Linked DNA regions of Homo sapiens: all the other regions are linked to region 2. A link is a contact called in ENCODE Hi-C or POLR2A ChIA-PET data. All regions are on one chromosome and are shown on one strand. Each heading gives the region's core, a stretch centred on a gene start or an enhancer-like site at or near the end of the contact. The rest is flanking DNA. Distances are from core to core; before and after follow the strand shown.

Region 1 (2,700 bases), core at 82-2,581, 840 kb before region 2:
GCCACCACTGTACTGAGCACTAAAGTTGGAATAATGAGGCTAAGCACAGTGGCTGACGCCTGTAATCCTAGCACTTTGGGAGGCCAAAGTGGGAGGATCGCTTGGGCCCAGGAGTTTGGGACCAGTCTGTGTAACACAGTGAGACCCCATCTCAACAAAAAATAAATAAAAATTGAGCTGCGTATGGTAGTGCACACCTGTAGTCCCAGCTACTCAGGAGGCTGAGGCGGGAGGATCGCTTGAGCCCAGGAGGTCGAGGCTGCAGTGAGCTGTGATTGCACCACTGCACTCCAGCCTGGGCGACCGCGAGACCCTGTCTCTTAAAAAAACAAAAAGATGGAATAATGAGCAAAACCTGAAAAAGTCCATGAAGCTTAAGTGTTGGGCAGCATTTCACTAATTTTCGTCTTGAAGCATTTCACTAATTTTCGCTCCCTACCTGGGGAGCACTAGGAAGTGAAGACTCTGGCTCCACCCCTGGAGATTCTGGGGGAGGTTGGCAGAGGTGTGCACACTGCGGAAGCGCCCCCGGCGGTTTGGATTCGGGTCACGTGCGGGTCACTCCGGTGTGCTGGGGATGGGTTGAAATTAAAACTTTCCGGGATGCCTGGTGTTCACGCTAACAGCACTGTCCACTCTCTCCTAAACAGTGCTTACGTGCCCGTCTCCCCTCTAAACCCTGAGGTGTGGCGCTGAGATGGCACCTCGCTCCTCTCTGTGCCCCCTGGGCTCAGCACCGCGTAGATGCGAGTTAATTTTTATTGAGAACGTGAATGAATGAGGGGGAATGAATGGTTAGAAGACGAATGAATGAGTAACAGGACTCTGGTTAGAAAAGGAATTTCAAGAGTCAAGATCTGGAAGGTGGGAAAGTTTCCAAAGACTTCCGCTACGCGCGCTAGGGCTCTGGAGGGGCAGGTACTTTAGAGGTCGAGACGCGATTGGCCGCCTGGGAAGGTGGCTGTGCCGCCGGCTGCTACGCGCGGGGCCAAGGAGTCGCTGGCCGCAGGGGAGGTGCTGCCAACCACCCGGCCCCCAGCGGCGCGCGACTCACGGCCTGGGTGAGCAGCCAGGCCTGGCGCCGCCGTTGCCATAGTTACAGACGCAGCCCTGCGAGGGGGCGGGCTCTGGCCGCACGTCATTCCCGGCGCGACGCTCCTCCGCGCTCCCGCCTCCTCCTGGTCGGAGACCCTCGGCCAGCCTAGCGGGCGCTCCACCTGCGCGCCGGCTCACCGCTGCCCTGCGCCGGTTCTGCGCCGGCGCGGTACGAGGGCGCGCGGTTGGGCGGGGGGGGGGGGGGAAGCTGCGAGGCGCATGCGCGTTGCAGGGCCGTCCGCTCTGCTGCCGCCGCTGTTGCAGCCACCGCCGTTGCCGCCTCCCTGCCGGCAAGTGTGTGAAGAAGAAGCTGAGCGTTGTCGCCGCCGCTATGGGGGTGAGTGAGGCAGAGAGAGGAGATGGGAGGTCCAGGGGCGCTCCTCGCTACCCTCGCCCCCTTTGTTCTTAAACCCCCCTCTCACGTGACCCCGACCCCCTCCAGCCTCACGTGACCCCTGACCCCCACATGACCCGACTCCCCCATTCTAAGGGTCCCTACGCTAGGCCTAGCCCGGGAATCCTCTGGAGAGCCCCTGGTCCGGGGCCCCACCCCCTCGGCGCCCCCAGCGTCACGCCCGCCCCTTCCTGCTTCGCGGACCCGTTACTGGCCTCCCCACCACCGTCCCCCGCGGGGACCCTGGGGTTAGCTTCCCGCTCCCCCAGGGTCACTCATCACCTGGCTGTCACCAGCTTCGTCGCTTTTCACATCCGAGGTCAACCCTGGCTTGGAGGGAATTGAGGCCCAGAGGAAAGAAGGCGCCTAGCCAAGGTCATATTGTCGGGGGCGTCAGACCCCACCTTGGGCCTCCCGAATCCCAGTCCACTGCCCTTCCCGTTACTCGAGTCTCAGCGAAGCCGGTTCCCCTACACTCTTTCGAAACCTCTCCACCAGGTTCCTGCTGCTCCTGATAAACACAGCCTTCCTTTCCCATAGACTCCTGCCTTCGACGCCTCCTGGTTGCAATGAAATGGTTCTTACGACCGCTTGGGTTGTTAGGGGTTTTGGTAGTGCAGGTGTTTTTTGCAAGGGGAGGGCTGTGCAGGTGTGCGGGGAAGATGCGGGGAGGCGGGGGCGGCGGCCCAGCCGCGGATGGATATTGACCACTTGTTCCGTGCCGGCAGCCTGGAGGTGCATTTTAGTTTACTTTCCCGGGATATAGGGTAGGGCAGAAGTTATTTGCAAGTTTCTGTGCGTTCACCTTACTAAGTCTCAATTACAGCAGTATCAGTCACCCTCCTAAAAAGATAACGCTTTTCCTAGTATTGGCTGTATTCTTTTTTTTTTTTTTTTTTTTTTTTTTTGATATGGAGTTTTGCTCTTGTCGCCGAAGCTGGAGTGCAATGGCGCGATCTCGGCTCACTGCATCCTCCTTCTTCTGGGTTCAAGCGGTTCTCCTGCCTCAGCCTCCCCAGCAGCTGGGATTACAGGCGCCCGCTACTATGCCCGGCTCATTTTTGTATTTTTAGTAGAGACAGGGTTTCACCACGTTGGCCAGGCTGGTCTCGAACTCCTGACCTCGTGATTCACCCGCCTAGGCCTCCCAAAGTGCTGGGATTACAGGCGTGAGCCACCACACAGGCCTATATTAGTATTTACATGGAATT
Region 2 (2,700 bases), core at 133-2,632:
AGCCAAGATCAGCATTCAGTTTTCCTGGCCAGTTGGACACTGAGGGTCTGAACTCTTAAAAGGATCTATCAAAAATTCAACAACCTATACAATAGCAGCCAAGTTCTCCTTTCCCCGTACATAGGCAGAAACTCCCTACATTTGCCACAAAAGAGTCCTTCTATTTCCCAAGGGGTACAGGATCAGAGGGAAAAGCTTTTTAAAACAAAGCGACAGGGCAGCCGATCAGACTGAGATCTAAACATACTGAACAGATTTAAAAAAAAAAACAAACTAAAATTCTCTCCCCAAAAGAGACCAAGAAAGATCAGACCCAACCATCATCTGAAGCATGCCAACCTCTCCCGGATGAAAACCCTGCCTTGCTGTAGAAGCAGAGGAGCTATCCTTGGTACGGTTCCCATTCTGGTTCCTCAAGACCAGAAGGGAGTCGCTGCACGTCATCAGGTGAGGCTTTCACGCCCTGCTGGCATTCACAGCTAGCACCCCGTCCAGCGCTGAACACCCGCCACCCCTGTTCCCGACACCAGCGGACTGGACAGCAATAGTGGGCCCCCAGTCTATACAGTTGCGCCGCACAGCCCGGCCACCTCACTGCGTCTGCGCACAGAGCGCCTCCCGCCCGCCCAGCCCTCCCCCCACAGCGCGCGTGCGCACTCGAGGCCCTAGAACCAGGCCGCGCGCGCCCAGGGGCGCCTCCGCCCGGGCCTCCCCGTGCGCGCACGCGCGCCCCTGCCGCGTGCAGCCGCCGTCGCCGCCGCCGCGCGCCCCTCAGGCGGCCGGGCCCGTCCGCGCGACGCCTCTCGCGCTCTCTCGGCCCGACTCACCTCCTCCGCCGCCGGCCGGGCCCGGCTGCTGGTCCTTACGCGGCGGCTGGGGTGGCGGCGGCTGCGGCGGCGACACGCGCTGGTAGAGCGGCGGCGGAGGGGGCGGCTGCGGCGGCGGGTACGAGGCGCCGGGGGACGGTGGCGGTGGAGGCGGCGGCGGCTGCTGGGGAGGCGGAGGGGGCGGCGGCGGAGGCGGCGGAGGCAGCGCCGCGAAGGGGAAGGCCGCGGTCAGGGCCCCCATCGAGCCCACGGGCGGGGGCGGCGGCGGCCCGGGAGCCAGCAGCCCCGCCCCAGGCCCGGGTGCAGGCGGAGGGCCCGGCTCGAAGCCTCCTTTGGGCCCGGGGAGCGGGGGCAGCCCGGGGGGGCCCAGCTTACCCAACGGCGTGGCGTTCGCTCCGGTCGCCATGGCGCCCCCGGGGACAGGCACCGGCACCTGCTTTTCCTCTGCGGCGGCTTCTCCTTCGCAAGCCTCCCGGGGGGAGGGGACCCGAATGCGCTGCCGGAGCGCGCGGAGCCCGTCCTCTCACGCGGCGGGCGGCGGCGGCGCGAGACGCACAAAGAGGGAGGAGAGAGGGCACCGCGGGGGCGGGCCGGGGGCGGCGGGGCCGGGGCCTGGATTGGGCCGGGCCGAGGCGAAGGGTCGAAATCGGCGGCCTCCGATTGGCGGAGCCTCAGTCCTTCTTGATGCGCGCTGGGATTGGCCGAACCGTTAGGCCAAGCGAGGAAATGGCGGCGGAGTTCGGTGGGCTGGGAGGTGTCGCAGCGCGCACTTCATTTGTTACTGCGTGAACTGAGCTCCGAGTCCAGAAAGGAGGGGATGGGGTGGGGCGAACTCTATGACGGAGCGACGGCGAGCTCTCTCATTGGCTGCGGTGGTGGACTCAATCAATCTCGCCTGCGTTGTAGTGTCGCGGGATTGGCTGTCGCTGGTTCCAGCCTTTTTCTACTCCCCTCCCCCAGGGGGCAGTTTCTCCGGGATTAAGCGAGAGTCGCGGCGGAAAAGGCCCAGCCGGAACGAGATTTACGGCGGGGGAGTCCTGGAGCAGGAAGTGCGCATGCGTAGATGGAGCAAAACCGCCTCTCCACCCGTCTCCCTTCACCATCGACCCTTGGGTCCAGCAAGGAAGCCCTAAGTGACGTCAACCTTTGTTCCCATGGTAACGCAGAACCTTGGGGCGGGAGCAGGGGAGGGGCTGGCGCGCGCCGGAAAACCGGCTCAGTTGACGCTGCAGGTAAAAAGACTTCCTGTTTTTTTGGAAAAAAAAAAAAAAAAAAAAAGTGACCCAAAAAGCTACGAATAGAGACGACTTATCGAAGGATTTAAAACAGTATTTGAACTGATGCAACAACATATTAGATGAAAGGTAACAGAAGGTTGTCAGTTCAAAAATTACAAATACACACTTCTATTGGAATCTCCACGGAGTTCAGAGGATTTAATTAAATGATCTTAAAATCGTATAAAACAATAACTACGGCCGGGCGCGGTGGCTCACGCCTGTAATCCCAGCACTTTGACAGGCCGAGGCGGGCGAATCACAAGGTCAGAAGGTCGAGACCAGCCTGACCAACATGGCGAAACCCCGTCTCTACGAAAAATACAAAAATTAGTTGGGTGTAGTGGTGCACTCCTGCAATCCCAGCTTCCCAGGAGGATGAGGCAAGAGAATCGCTTGAACCCGGGAGGCGGAGGTTGCAGTGAGCCGAGATGGGGCCACTGCACTTCAGCCTGGGTGACAGAGCGAGACTGTCAAAAATAAAAATAAAAATAACTACTACAGTACTGGGAAAACTTTACAAGACGGAGCAGGAGCTTGCCTTTCCAGATGACAAACATAGTATATAAAACACAATAGGCCAGTGCCAAGGCACT
Region 3 (2,700 bases), core at 155-2,654, 700 kb after region 2:
AGGCAGGTGGATCACGAGGTCAGGAGATCGAGATCCTGGCCAACATGGTGAAATCCCATCTCTACTAAAAATACAAAAATTAGCTGGGCGTGGTGGCACATGCCTGTACTCCCAGCTACTTGGGAGGCTGCGGCAGGAGAATCGCTTGAACCCAGGAGGCGGAGGTTGCAGTGAGCCGAGATCGCGCCTCTGCACTCCAGCCTGGGCGACAGAGCAAGACTCCGTCTCAAAAAAACAAAAACAACAACAAGAAAAAGAGGTGTGTTATTTAACCTTTTCTTAGAAGCTTCTCTGCTGCCCCCAATCTTTCTCAGCAATCCTAAGCCTTGCTCCAGTTACTGGTTAGAGCTGGGCCAATAGTGGTCTGACCACACGTGGTGGCAGCATTCTGAGCTCTGAGGAGACAACCTGGGCTCTTGTCTTGAGGCCTAAACTGGGCCTGAGAGAGCAGGAACAAATCTGCCCTCTCCCTAAGCTCAGGGAGTCCACAGCGGGACCCTCACACCCAGTCTAAGGAGACCACTGGGCAGAGCTGAGATCTTAAGGACAAGCTGGAGTTCCCTCAGTTTTGGGAAAGGAGTTCTGGGGTGAGCGAGGAACATCAGGAGAAGCTGGAACAGAGAGGGGCAGCCAAGTCCTGAAGGGCCTGCTGTAACCCAAGAGAGAGGCCTGGCTTTATCCAGCAAGGCCAGGGTGCGGTCGGAGCAAAGGTTGTTTTATTAAAAGCTTCCTATGGCTGGAGCCCAGGAGTTCGAGGTTACAGTGAGCTATGATCACACTACTGCACTCCGGCCTGGGCAACAGAGCCAGACCCTGTGTTTAAAAAAAATCCTAAAAAGCCACAAAACTTCCTGAATGCAGACAATGTAGGGGTTCAAGGAGCTAGGGAGTACAGCGGAGACAGTGTTTGAACAGGCCCAGGCCTGGGCAGGTGGCTGCCTTGGATGCCCGAAGGGAAAAACAGAACAAAATCAGGAGGAATTGGAGCCTAAGTGAGGGAGCAGAGGATGAAGGGCGAGAAGGGGGCATGGGGCTGACAAAGCCGGGGTGGCAGCCCGTCCCACCCCACTCAGTGTGGGTTCCCGCGGTCTGTTCGGCGCAGCCACAGGGTCCTCCCACCACCCTCGCGGCCCTTCGCCAGCCCAGATACCGTTTTCCCGACTTTGGAACGGAGACCACAACACCCGCCCCGGAACTACTGAAGGCTCAAGTTAGGTCAACCCGGCAGGAAACCGGTTCCCAAATCCCAAGGCGGACCCAGGCCCGCGGTTCCCTCCCTCAAGGCTGGAACAGCGCGCAGTGGCCACCGCCGCCGGGTCTCCAGCCCCCAGGAGCGCGGCCTCCTCCCGGACTCTCTCCGATGCGGTCCTGCCCTGGGGACACGGCAGGAAGAAGGGACCTGGCTGGGGGACGTGGCCCCGGCGCGGGGGCAGGGGAGGCAGCGCGGGACTCCCAGCGGCCCCTGCGCGGGTGCCCACCCGCCGTCACGTGACACGCCGGGCGCTGAGTCACCGGGAAGCATCTGGCTGGGCGGCCGGGATTGGCCAATCTGCGGGACCGTCTGGAGCGGAAGGGCGGTGGTAGCTGGCCCTGCTTCTCCCTCCCCAGGATCTCTGCACTGGCCTTACGAACTGGGGAGTCCAAGGGGTTCCAGGACGGGAAGGGGAGTTTGAGACCAGCCTGGGCAACCTGGCCAGACCCGGTCTCTATTAAAAATACGCAAAACACACACACCACACACCCCACCCCACACAGCCCACACACCCCACACGGCCAGCAGCCCTTTCTGTCACCGACTCCGTTCCCCTGGCCAGTGAGCTCTCCGTCCCCTTTTCCTCCCTTTTCGCACACGTGCCTTTCCTGCCTGCTCCCACCTGGTGCCTGAGGCGTCTCTGCGCCTCAGCACTGGCTGTTCGGTTTGCACTACGGAGGGCAGTGTAGGTTTGAAAAGGAAAGTTTCATTATATAGAACACTACCAAGGCAGGGCGCGGTGGCTCACGCCTGCAATCCCAGCACTTTGGGAGACCGAGGCGGGTGGATCACTTGGGGACAGTAGTTCAAGACCAGCCTGGCCAACATGGTGAAACCCTGTCTCTACTAAAAATACAAAAATTAGCTGGGAGTGGTGACACTTGCCTGTAGTCCCAGCTACTTGGGAGGCTGAGGCAGGAGAATCGCTTGAACCCAGGAGGCAGAGGTTGCAGTGAGCCGAGATCCGGCCACTGCACTCCAGCCTGGGAGACAGAGTGAGGCAAGACTCCATCTCAAAAAAAATAATAATAATAATTAATAAAAAAATAAAAATAATTAAAAGAAAAAGAAAAAGCACTACAGAAGAGTGCAGAGGGGCGCCTCAGCTAGAGGACTTAGGGATTTTCCTTAGGGGCATTTATGGACCTTAAAGAGGGAGCTTAAGGGTAACTTGGACCACACTAGCCACATAGGTCATGATAAATGATTACATTTGTAGACATTTTGGTGCCTAATGCCAGTCAGCAAGGGTTGTTGCACAATGAGTTTGGACAGGCATGCATTTGCAGAGATGTATAGAAATTCTAATTACTTGGAAATTTTGTTGGACCGGAGCTAGGAACCAAATGGTATAGGGAAGTCTCATTACTTCTGAATTCCTCAGATAAAGAGTTTTGCCTCTGCCTGGGCTGCTCGATGGCCACCAGGTGACCTTTGCTCTCCTCAGG
Region 4 (2,700 bases), core at 91-2,590, 570 kb before region 2:
CACGCCCGGCTAATTTTTTGTTTGTTTGTTTGTTTGTATTTTTAGTAGAGACGGGGTTTCACCGTGTTAGCCAGGATGGTCTCAATCTCCTGACCTCGTGATCCACCCGCCTGGACTTCCCAAAGTGCTGGGGTTAACAGGCGTGAGCCACCGCGCCCGGCCTGGGTGATGGTTTTAATGCACGGCTCTTACCTGAGAACTTAGGGTGCTAAGCTTTAATTACACTTTTCCATGGTTGCAACAAGCTGCGTTTTCTAAAGCTCTCTTCCTGGACTGGGGAGGCCTTTGGGGCAGGAGTAAAACTTCCTCATTTGCTCCAAGAGTGCTGCTTTCTGGGCTAGGAAGGCGCTGAGACTAGCAGCTGGCTGGACTTCCTGCTGTTAGTTTCATCAGCTTTCTTTTCCCCTGGGAATCCCCGGCAGGCCGCCCCCTTCCCCATCTGAGTGGCGATGCTCAGGTAGCCTCCCCCATTGGCAGGACTCTGCCGCCCCCAGGCTTGCCCACCCTGCATGCTCCAACCCCAGTGTGTTCACTGGAAAGGCCGCTGTCCTGCGCAGAGCTGGTGGCGGACGTGCCTTGCTCTACTGAAGTCCACATCCTAGGGCAGGTGATGAGCAGGAGGGTATAGACCACCAGAGACCCCTGAGGTGTCACCTAAGCAGGGACTTGATGGGAGTGAGCCTCGTGGGGACTCGGGGAGGCTCATCCAAGTGGAGCACAGTGGAGGGGTCGTGTTTGGAGCTGGGTGACCTGAGGGCCCGGGAGGTTGTGGATGGTCTGGGCCAAGTACTGTTCACTTGTTCACCTGGCAGGTCTGAGTTCATGAGTTTGAAGGTAGCCCTACGCGGAGCTAGGAAAAACTGCAAAATGGACTTGTTTCCCTCTGGGGCCTTGAGGGATCCTTGGTTGATAGGGATAGCCAGGCTGGAGCCGATTTAACCTGTGAGTCCCAAATAACCTGGATACACTCTGTCGACTCCTGGGCTCTCCCTCCGGCAGCCCAGTGATGTTTCAAAGCCCAAGGTCCCCACCTCATGTGACAGGCTGAGGATGGCAGACACTTCCCACAAAAGTGGACCTAGCCCTGAACACACACAGCCGGGGGACTTGTTGAGTTTGCACTGAGCTTCCCTCCAAATGAGGAAGGGGGCGTTTTTATGGTGTTGAGTCGCTAAGCCCCGCTCTCCCTAGCTTCCTGTGCTCTCTGGGGACAAAGGTGGGGGGGCCCCTGGAACCCTCTGTGGGCTGGCAGTGTGCTTCCTGCACCCAGCGCCAGCCCGCCCTGGGGAGGGGCTGAACCCGCCCTGCTCGTGATAAGGCACAAGCAAGGGCTGCCCTGAAGGAAGCTCCAAAGAGAAAGGAGGGCAGGAAGCCCACGGCCCACAGGGGTGTAGCCCGAGACCCACCTGCAGCCCCCAGCCCTTGCCAGGAAAGGTAAGCTCAGGCCTCACTGGGACCCTGGGCCCTTCTCTTCCTTATCCTCCTGCAGCCTCTGCCCAGCCTGCCTCTCGCCATGCGGCAGCCTGAACTTTCCACCTCCCCGGAGAGGCTTTGGCTGGTTTGTGATGTTGGCATCTGAGCTGTGGGCCAGGATCGGAACTACTTCCTGGCCTGGGTACGAAGCCATGGCCAGAGTGGGCAGCTGCCCCTGAGGGTCTGGGAGTGAGCTGTGGGCTGGCATTGAGCACGGTGGTCCTGAGTGAGCCCCTTCTTACCCGGCCTCAGTCTGCCCGCCTGTAGGATGGGAGCGGATTGGACTACATGGTCTCTGAGGGCCCTCGCGGCTCAAGCGCCAGCGCTGGAGAGAGAGTCTGAGGGTACCACGGGCGTGCTGGCCTGGGTGCTCACTCCCGCCCTCCTTCATGAGCGGCTTTCCTCTGGGTGTGTCCAGGGCATCACAGAGCTCTTCTGCCCAAACCCGGAGGCCTACCAGGGCCTGCCCACCTTGCCTCCTTCCACACTCTCTGTAGCAGCAGCCGCAGCCATGGCGGGGATGAAGACAGCCTCCGGGGACTACATCGACTCGTCATGGGAGCTGCGGGTGTTTGTGGGAGAGGAGGACCCAGAGGCCGAGTCGGTCACCCTGCGGGTCACTGGGGAGTCGCACATCGGCGGGGTGCTCCTGAAGATTGTGGAGCAGATCAGTGAGTGTCCGCTGCCCGCTTGCTGAACTCGGCACCATGGGCGGCCGCCACGGGTGTCTCTGGGCACTTCCGGGCCATCCCTGCTGCTCAGCTCCCGATAATGGTGTCACGGTGACTCAGGCATTAGCTTAATCATTTGGTTCCAAAAAAGACATTTCCCCAACTTCCTCTCCCTCCCACCCTCTTCCCTCCCTCCCTTCTGCTGCAGCTGGTCTGCTAAGGATCAGACGCAGCCACAATCCTCCATTCAGCCACCAATAGGGGCAGAAGGAGTGGTCTTGTCTGGGCCGAGGCTGAAGTCACATTGCTGAGGTCTGAGGGGGTCTAGGTGACCCAGGGGCCTGCCCCCACGCTCCCTCCCCTTGGCGGAAGCTTTGAGCAGGTTGGTGACAGGCCCAGCCTGGGTGGGAAGGCCCTGCCCCCACAGGAAGTTACAGCAGAGCAGCTGTGGTATCAGTCATGGAGGACCACGGGGCTAGTGACACGGGGGCTCCTCATCTTCCTTCCCTGCCGGGGGTGGGGGCTACCCCTTCCTGAGAGAGCAGCAGGAAGACCC

The links. Hi-C counts contacts between places; a loop is a spot of excess contacts on that map. ChIA-PET counts read pairs that join two places held with the same protein, here RNA polymerase II (POLR2A). Pooled maps may share reads with other maps.
Region 1: a pooled map shows a loop between it and region 2 (14-fold over the local background). The contact joins the promoter of NAA40 here to the promoter of SF1 in region 2. A Hi-C loop is called at or near these places in 1 of 37 single-sample maps with no recorded cell type and 7 of 50 pooled maps. POLR2A ChIA-PET finds 5 or more read pairs at or near these places in 3 of 52 experiments (CD4-positive, alpha-beta T cell, H1 and activated T-cell).
Region 3: a pooled map shows a loop between it and region 2 (6-fold over the local background). The contact joins the promoter of ENEMAL here to the promoter of SF1 in region 2. A Hi-C loop is called at or near these places in 3 of 50 pooled maps. POLR2A ChIA-PET finds 5 or more read pairs at or near these places in 4 of 52 experiments (Caco-2, PC-9 and activated CD4-positive, alpha-beta T cell).
Region 4: a loop to region 2 is called in a pooled map, with 5 times the contacts of the local background. The contact joins the promoter of FERMT3 here to the promoter of SF1 in region 2. A Hi-C loop is called at or near these places in 6 of 50 pooled maps. POLR2A ChIA-PET finds 5 or more read pairs at or near these places in 3 of 52 experiments (activated B cell, activated T-cell and activated naive CD4-positive, alpha-beta T cell).

Annotation. Positions count from the first base shown.
Region 1 is chr11:63,937,671-63,940,370 of GRCh38, forward strand. It overlaps NAA40 (N-alpha-acetyltransferase 40, NatD catalytic subunit), which reads left to right and starts at 1,332. Exons shown (of 8, transcript NM_024771.4): 1 at 1,332-1,432. The coding sequence starts at 1,427. RefSeq lists enhancers at 335-835, 1,074-1,213 and silencers at 934-983, 1,244-1,323, 1,253-1,438.
Region 2 is chr11:64,777,160-64,779,859 of GRCh38, forward strand. It overlaps SF1 (splicing factor 1), which reads right to left and starts at 1,383. Exons shown (of 13, transcript NM_004630.4): 1 at 1,203-1,383. The coding sequence starts at 1,233. RefSeq lists silencers at 528-837, 1,098-1,497 and enhancers at 1,160-1,761, 1,738-1,847.
Region 3 is chr11:65,476,083-65,478,782 of GRCh38, forward strand. ENEMAL (enhancer lncRNA neighbor of NEAT1 and MALAT1) reads right to left here and starts at 1,405. Exons shown (of 1, transcript NR_186313.1): 1 at 695-1,405. RefSeq lists enhancers at 1,198-1,793, 1,629-1,718 and a silencer at 1,329-1,458.
Region 4 is chr11:64,205,381-64,208,080 of GRCh38, forward strand. It overlaps FERMT3 (FERM domain containing kindlin 3), which reads left to right and starts at 1,341. Exons shown (of 15, transcript NM_031471.6): 1 at 1,341-1,434; 2 at 1,971-2,144. The coding sequence starts at 1,985. RefSeq lists enhancers at 1-512, 350-609, 513-1,075, 1,510-1,589, 1,910-1,989.